Regions from separate parts of the Homo sapiens genome. Here region 2 is linked to region 1. The links are chromatin loops, found by intact Hi-C in ENCODE. Cell type or tissue: mammary epithelial cell. All regions are shown on one strand. Links, peaks and the distances in the headings refer to the core of each region. The heading gives the core; the rest is flanking DNA.

Evidence for each region. A loop is a pair of places that touch in the nucleus more often than their neighbours do. Peaks named below come from ENCODE experiments on the same cell type or tissue, not always from the same donor. Only the 100,000 strongest peaks of a DNase experiment are listed, where the experiment ranks them.
Region 2: it touches region 1 in a loop (6-fold over the local background); 1 of 110 quality-filtered maps calls a loop at or near these places.

What each region holds. Positions count from the first base shown.
Region 1 is chrX:16,482,795-16,487,202 of GRCh38, reverse strand. No RefSeq gene overlaps it. Among named protein-coding and RNA genes, the nearest start is that of MIR548AM, 140 kb to the left of the region's middle. In mammary epithelial cell, for the core only: no CTCF peak of the experiment used is centred there; a DNase peak (open chromatin) is centred at 2,662; H3K27ac peaks cover 327 bases.
Region 2 is chrX:16,550,053-16,554,460 of GRCh38, reverse strand. No RefSeq gene overlaps it. Among named protein-coding and RNA genes, the nearest start is that of MIR548AM, 75 kb to the left of the region's middle. In mammary epithelial cell, for the core only: no CTCF peak of the experiment used is centred there; a DNase peak (open chromatin) is centred at 1,720; H3K27ac peaks cover 842 bases.

The sequences.
Region 1 (4,408 bases), core at 182-4,181:
TACATACTACCCAGGGTATAAGTGAGGAATCATTTGGAACTGCATCTTCTAAATACAAGAGTACTGATCTATATTAGGGAAAGAACAATTGAAGGAAAATTTGATGAAATTTGCCCCATGAAGAGGAACAGAATCAATTTAGCAGGCACTTCAGTTACAGAATGTTCAGCTACAAATAAAACCTATTGAGGGAAAAAAGGAAGTTCATGAAACTTCCTTTTTAATGAACTCCCTGGTTCAGATTTCATAATGAATTGTGACAAGAAGTGGGAAGAAAATTACTTTTATTTTTTAACAGCTATATTGAGATATAATTTACATACCATACAATTCACCTATTTAAAGTGTATAATTAATTTTTTTTGTTATTTTCACCTATTTAAAATAGGTGTAGAATCACAATCACAATCTAACTTGAGAATGCTTTCATTCTGCTAAAAGAAACTTGGTACCCATTAAAAATCACTCCTCATTCCTCACCCCATTACATCCTTTAGCCCTAAGAAATCACTAATCTACACTCTGTCCCTGTAGATTTGCCTATTGTAGACATTTCCTAGAAACAGAATCATATTAGTATGCGGTATTTGTGACTGGATTCTTTCAACTAGCACTTAGCATAATGTTTTCAAGGTTCACTAATCAATACTTCATTTCTTTTTATTGCTGAGTAATATTTCATTGTGTGGGTATAGCACTTCTTATTTAACCAACTGTCAGTTGATGGACATTTAGGTTGTTTCTACTTTTTGGCTATTATGAATAGTGCTGGTGTGAACATACATATTTTTGTATGGACATGTATTTTCATTTCTTTTGAGTGTACACTTAGGTGTAGGATTTCTAGGTCATTTGTAACACTATATTTAACATTTTGAAGAATTGTCAAACTGTTTCCCAAAGCAGCTGTGCCCTTTTATACTCTCACCAGCAGTGTATGAGGAAGGTTTCAGCTTCTCCACATCCTCACCAACACTTGTTATTGTCTCTCTTTTTGATTACAGCCATCCTACTGGGTGTGAAATACTATCTTATTATCCTTTTGATTTGAATTTCCCTGATGACTAATGATGTTGAATAACTTTTCATGTGCTTATTGGTCATTTGTGTATCTTTTCAGAGAAATGTCTATTCAATTTTTTTGCCCATTTTTAAATTGAGTTATTAGTCTTTCTATTATTGAATTGTAGGAATTCTTTATACATTAAGGATACCAGTTAGATACATGATTATCTATTTTTTCTTTTGTCACTTGTGCTTTTGGTGTCATATCTGAGAAATCATTGGCTAACCCAAGGTCAGGAAGATATACTCCTATTTCTTTTAAGTGCTTGATAATTTTAGCCCTTACATTGAGGTCTATGATCCACATTAAGTTAATTTTTCCATATAGTGTGAGGAAGAAGTCCAACTTCAATCTTTTGCATGTTGTCTCAGCACCATTTGTTGAAAAGACTATTTTTCCCCATTGATTTGTCTTGGCACCCTTGTCAAAAATCAATTGACCATAAATGTAAGGGTTTATTTCTGGACTCTCAATTCTATTCCATTGGCCTATGTGTCTATCCGTATGCCAGTGCGACACCATCTTGATTACTATAACTTTAAAGTAGGTTTTGACATTGGGAAGTGTGAGTCCTCCAACTTTGTTCTTCTTTTTCAGATTGTTTTGACTATTATGAGTCTCTTGCATTTCCATATGAATTTTAGAATCAACTTGTCAACTTCTGGAAAAAACAAAAGCCAGCTGGGATTTTGATAGGGAGATCCAAAGATTAATTTTAGACTTTAATAAAAAGATTGCTAAACCAAATTTTTGTTTTCAGGTTTTTGAGTTTCAACCATTCTCATGTAAATTGTTAATATGTTTATTTTACTCTATAAGTAAAGTAGAGCTGTTAAGATCTTTGCTGTTAGCACATTGGCATTGATTTATATATAATTCACATTTCACTAATGTGTTAAATCTTATACATCCTTCTTAGTTTATTCAATTTGTAATGATGTAGTTGTATAGACTGTACGGAAAAGCAAAGGACAGGAAGAAGGTGATAAGAATTTGTTAGAGAAGTAGTATGACATGGTCTGGTAGTGAAATAACCTGTCTTTTGACCGTACATACATGTTTTAATGTGCTTCATCAAACATGAGATGTTAAATAGATTGGTAGTTTCATTGAGCTTTCCTCATCGTTATGTAAATGGATATAAGGAATTTTAATGCCAAAAAATGTTTTCAGGGAGATTAAATAGCTTTTTTATTCAGATGTTACAAAATTGGGAAGTACTGTTTTACTAAAAAGTATTTTGAATGAACCATTATAATCACCCCCAACTCCAGAAAAGCAAATGTATTTGAATGAAAAAAAGTAGTTATGTTTAAGCGTCTAGGATTATAAACCCAGAGGGTATGTCATGGATATGTGGGACTGTGCTTGATTTCATAAAGAAGTTGCCAGATCAAATAATTTATTATTGAAGATGCTACAAATTAATCTGGGAGTACAAAAGCAGTTATTGTAGAAATAAATACTAAAAAATGTTGTTCACAAGCTGTCAGTCATGATCCTACCAAGAGAATGAGACATTTAGGCTACAAAGACAAACTTAAAATGCCTGTGACTCAGACTGGTTTGGCTTTGAAGCAGGTTGTACTTGTAGAGCTACTGAGAGAGGAAGTGGTGCACAGTGAATCAGCCAGGACTTGGGTCTGCACATATGACTCAGGAATAAAGAGGAATTAACATCTGCAACACAGTGCCTTAAAGAAATCACAGATTTCAACTGAGTTGGCATTGAACTACTTGGACCTGGCTGGAAATTTGTGATTTGGGGAAAAAATGTTAAAAGCTTGTATCCCAGAAGGTGGAGCTATTTGGTATGGTGCAGCTGTAGAGTACAAGACTATCTTGGGGTTATGGTAGCATGAATGACCAGGAAGAGGTCTCATTTCTGAAATCAGGAAGGTGACATGCTTTGCTCAGAACAGGGCTTGGGTGCAGCAGGGGCTCAGGAACTGAGGGAATAGGTTCATCATGCAACCTGTTCAAATTAACATCAGTCCTGATAAGGAAGGCTGTACTTCATAAGCATGTTGAGGTCAAGACTTTTTCAAGCATGTGGCCTATGGTGACCCATTTAGTTCTGCCTCTTTCTGTTAGTGGAAGTCTTGCCTTGAATAAGACTAGATAGTGCTAAAAGTATTGGCACATCTGGGTTAGACAACAGCTGATATTTCTTATTGAGGTAACCAGAACCTCATTGTTCATTCAGTTATTAATTTAAAAAAAAAGTGATCATTACTGTGTATTAGGTCCTGTGCTAAGATTTGGGGATATGGAAATGAATGGGACCTAGGGCTCATAATTGGGTGAGGAGACCCACATGCCATATTTTTGGATGGATGCTGCTACTATTGATTGAGCAAAAGATTAAGGGAGGAAGAGCAAGTTTTGGAGGACAAGGAATTTCATTTTGGAGAGAAGTTTGTGAAGTCTGTAGAGCATTTAAGTGGAGATGCCTGGTGGGCAGTTGGAGTTGTATCTGACTGTCAGTGGGGAAGTCCAAATGGGAAGTCTGGATTTGACAGTCATCATTTAAAGATGATAATTGAAGTCATTGACATTGATAAAGTCACACAGAGATTCTATAGAGTAAGGAAGGGAGAAGGATTAGAACTAAACCCTGGGGAATCCTTCCAGTTCAGCAGTGACATCTGATGAATGCTATTGTCTGAATACATATTGCTCTCACATCAGTGAATTTACATTTGAAAAGCATGAATAAACTTGCAAAAAACACATTCAAAAGGAAATTATCACTGCAAATACAGACCCAGAAATTTTCAAAGTAAAAATTTAAAAATCAGGCCAATAATAAAATCCAAAGTATCTTCAGAATCAAAGAGGAAGTTTAGGTATTAACTCTATTAAGGGAATAATATAGATAAAGTGATCAGAGTTTTTGATCCTAAAGTAAGCTCTAATAAGTTTGATTGTTTTTATGGGAACTATGGGGGATAATATTTGAAATCAAAACTGTCTGGAATGCATGACTGAGATCAATATAGAACAGTCAAGTAACAAAAGAACAGCTTAAACATAAAAACTAGGAAAATTAAAAGGCTATCTAGGATGCAGATTTGTTGAAATCCTTGAGTGAGATTGGTTGAATTGATAACCAGAGTTGTCTCAGTTATCTCTTGCTGTGTATAAAAACTCCCTCAAACCTTAGTGGATTAAAACAATAACAGTCTATTAATTCTCATGGATTCTGTGGATTCACTGGGCTCAGCTAGGTAGTTCTTCTGCTAGACATGGTGTTGGCTGTATTCAACTGGGAGCTCAGCTTGGGATGGACTGACTAAGATGGCATACATACATGCCTGGCCTCAGCTGGAAGGGCTAGGG
Region 2 (4,408 bases), core at 103-4,102, 67 kb before region 1:
GCGTTGGTTTGCTAAGGATAATGGCCTCCAGCTCCATCCATGTTCCTGCAAAGGACATGACCGCATTCTTTTTTTTTTATGGCTGCATAGTATTCCATGGTGTATATGTACCACATTTTCTTTATCCAGTCTAGAATCGATGGGCATTTAGGTTGATTCCATGTCTTTGCTGTTGTGAATAGTGCTGCAATGAGCATACTTGTGCATGTGTCTTTATGATAGAACAATTTATATTCCCTTGGATATAAAAGTATAAAGAAAGCATTAATAAAAATAAAATAGAAAACAAAGATACAATTTAAAAAAACTAAATAAAGACCAAAAGTTCAAGAAAACAAACAAAGAGAAAAAGCACAAATATACAACTTTAAGGATGGAAAGGAGAACATAACCACAGGAGATCCTGCTGTGTCCAGTTGCACAGGGTTTTCTAAAGATCACTTGTGTGGGGAATCTTTTATAGGGAACACGAGTAGATGCAGGCAGGCCTGTTAAGAGTTTATTGCTGTAATCCAGGTGAGATGAGATGGTAGCTTTTACTGGAACTAGAGTCTTGCTTAGGAAGGGTGATCATATTCTAAGGTTATCCATTGATTCTCTTTTATTCTAATATTTTTGAGACTCTTTACACATAAAACAGTAATCCTCATTTGGAATTTAAAAAAATATAATGTGAGGTAGAGATATAACTTTTCTTTTCAGATGAAAAACCATTTATACTAGCACAATTTATTTAAAAATGAATTGCAATACCATCCTTGTTGTATAGTAAGGTTCCATATTTACTTGAATCTGTTTCTGAATTCTCCATTCTTGGTTCTGCCATCTATTTGTCTCTTCCTATGCAGATACTATACAATGAGTTTTACAGTAAGTTTTAAATCTGGAAAGGTATACTATCCACTTACCATTTTTCTTTAATTTTTCTTTGGCTTTATTTTCTTACATTTATTCTTCCATATGAACTTGAAAACTGTTTCAGGCATTAAAAAATTCTCATCTTCCCGCTGATTTGAATGGATTTTATATATTAGTTTTAGAAGAATTGACACTTGTCTTTCCTTCCAGAAATATATTCTAATTTTCCATTATTTGGGTCACCTTTTTTTCCCCATGAATATAGGTAATCAAAACTTGACTGCCCTTATGTTCAGTGTTTTGTGTCTTTTATTTGAATATCTGAAGGTAATATTCACTTTACGCTATATGTAATTAAACAAGGAAATAGTGCTTGTTTAATCACTTAATATTCTAAACATTTCCAACATTTTAAGTGTAACATTTTGAATATGGAAATTCTTCTTGCTCTGTGACTACTGAAAGCCTCTGATTCAAGATTAGTTGGAGAGAAGAAAAAGTATTAAAAGTAGGTTAATCAATTTTATATAATTTTTATTAAAAAATTTTTTGTAGAGATGGTGTCTTACTATGTTGCCCAGGAGGAACTTCTGGGCTCAAGCAATCCTCCCAGGTAGCTGGAACATGGGGTGTGCCACTGCATCCAGCACAATTTTATATAATTTAACAGATACTCAGTGTAACCTTTGAATTGGTTATACACCATTGTCTCTTATATCAATCCCCTTTTCCAGGTTTTGATTTCGTCATACAGCAAAGCAATGGCAGAGCAGGTTTGAAATTTGAATCAGATTATCTTCATATTTTCTGAGTGAATCAGGATTACGAGTCCATCCAGAATTACTCAACAATGGAACTTCTAACATCCTTCTCTCCCCCAACTGAGGTGGTATGGGGAAGAAACTCAGTCCTGGCAGACAGGTGGCTTGGTAACCCAGGTCCCAGTGGCCTCACATGTCCCAGCATATTCCTCCTCTGCCTTTTTGCCTCCCTTAACAAACCGATCCAAGTCATGTAGCAGGAAGGGAGACCTCTCCTAATTTAGCTGACCAGGCTGAGTTCCTAACCATAAAAGGAAGAACCAAACCATTTATCTCTTTGAGTGATGCTTTCTGAGGTTGCTTAAGCAAGACTCTGGCATTCCCAATAAGGACCTGACCAAATTCAGCTGCCTGAAGACAAGATGGACTCCAGTGCCAACCTTTCATCAACTTTTTCTTCATTATACTTTCACTGTAATACTTAACTCTCTGCCCAAGGTGGGTCTTATCTGCCATTTTCTGGTCATGCAATGCATGTTAGAGCACAACGTCCCACTATGCAAGCATAGAAAAGACCGCACCTGATATGGTTTGGCTGTGTCCCCACCCAAATCTCAGCTTGAATTGTAATAATCCCAATGTGCCAATGGCAGGGCCAGGTGGAGATAATTGAATCATAGGGGTGGTTTCCCCCATACTGTTCTTGCGGCAGTAAATAAGTCTCATGAGATCTGATGGTTTTATAAATGGGAGTTCCCCTGCACAAGCTCTCTTGCCTGCTGCCGTGTAAGATGTGTCCTTGCTCTTCCTTCACCTTCCACCATGATTGTGAGGCCTCCCCAGCCATGTGGAACCATGAGTCCATTAAACCACTTTCCTTTATAAATTACCCAGTCTTGGTTATGTCTTTATTAGCAGCGTGAGAACAGACTAATACACCACCTAAACATGCTTGGACCCCACCTAAACGTCCCTTTTCCCACCTCAACTTCTTTAAAATGACAAGAGCTGATTCCCTCGGGATCCCTTTCCTGTATGCTGCTCCCTTGTGGGCTGGAGGCACAAGCCTATCAAACCTTGCCTGAGAAAATCTTGGCCTGGTGTAAATTTCTACCTACATAAGTGCCAAAGAACTTGGGGTCTGGGGTGCAGTAGCACAACCACCACCACCTTGGTGCTTAGAGAAGAGAGAGATTACATTACTCTCAAATAGCAAGACTCCCAGTGAGTGAGAAGCCTCAAGACTTTACCAACATTAGCATCTATTTTCCTTTCTTGTTTTAGTGAGATTTGGGGATGCAGCCCCTATTTATTACCTGGATTTTCTTACAGAAATGGTTCTAGGAGCACCAGCAGGCTTTTACCCTTACCTGGGACAGAGGATGCATGGAGATGGAGGAGGTTAGGGTTAGTGGAAAGGAAGGAGAGTGTTGATTTGTTCTCTCAATCTCCACTCAGGGCCAAGAATCAGTGCTCCTTGACTGTTTTAACCTCTCCTCTGTCCTCCTAAGGACAAATCCAGTTTTATCTAGAGAAGATTGGGGCTAAACCAGAAACTGCAAAACTGTGAAAGGGAACTATTTTGGGAAAACATTCTTTTCTCAATGCTAAAACTGCCTTTGCAGAGTTATAAATAATGAGGTAAATCTAACATGACTGACTCCATCTTGCTTCTAACCTCACAGGCTAAATTGTTTTTTTGTTTGTTTGTTTCTGTTTTTGTTTTGCTTATTCTAGCACAGCAGCCAAGATAATTACGAGAGGGATTTAGTGGACAGTTGAATTTCGAAGCAAGGGAAACTGACCTCCCTCCTTGTCCGGAGATTGAAGCTGCATTCATAAGGCAAGGTTAAAATTATGGTAGGGGCTTGGAGTTTGATAAAGAATAGGCACAGTTAAACAATGACCTGCTATCGCTTAATGTGTTTTCCTGTGAGTTGCTTACTGCCCCAGAGTCACGTAACCAGGGTCACAAGATTTGTAACTTCCCCAACTATTCCTATAGATAACATCATTATTGTGAAACCTAAAGACCTGGTCTTTGAGATACTTTTCAGATTTTTCATTTCAGTAGACCAAGAGGTACCACCTGGTCCTGAGAACCCCCTCACTCCTGGGAACTGACTCACCTGCTTAAAGAATTTTAGGCCACCCCGTGATTTCATCCCCAGCCAATCAATTGTTCCAGTTCCCTAATCCCCTGCCCACCAAAGTGCCCTTAAACAACCCTAGCCTCTGAATTCTCAGGGAGATAGGCTTGAGAAATTTCTCCCTGTTCTTCTCACTTGGCCAGCCCTGAGATTATTTAACTTTTTCTTTGCTGCAACACCTGCTGTTCACATTGTTTTTTTTTTTTTTGGTGAGGGGCGTCAGGCTGTGACAATACCTTTATTTTAAAATGAAGCAGGTAGGAGAATGTGAGGGGGAACTCTAAATATGATCTGTTTGTGGGGAAGGGATGGCATGATTTACTTTTAGTCTAATATTTTAACTCAAGCAAGATGTGTGCTCCAGCCACACTGGTGGAGTGGGGCTTCTTTGCGGCAGGAGGTCACACCCCAGGCTACTCCTTAGAATCACCTGGAGTGATATGAAAAATGCTACTGACTCGACCCATGCCTCAAGAGGTTCTAGAATAACACCAGTTGGTGGTCTGGGATTCGCCCTGGGCATGGGTCTTTTTTAAAGTTTAATGGTGATTCTAATGTGGGCCAAGGTTAAGAACACCGTTTTGGGGAAATTGCTGTGTCTAGGAGAATCTGGTTTTTTAGCAATGTGTGAAACAAAAT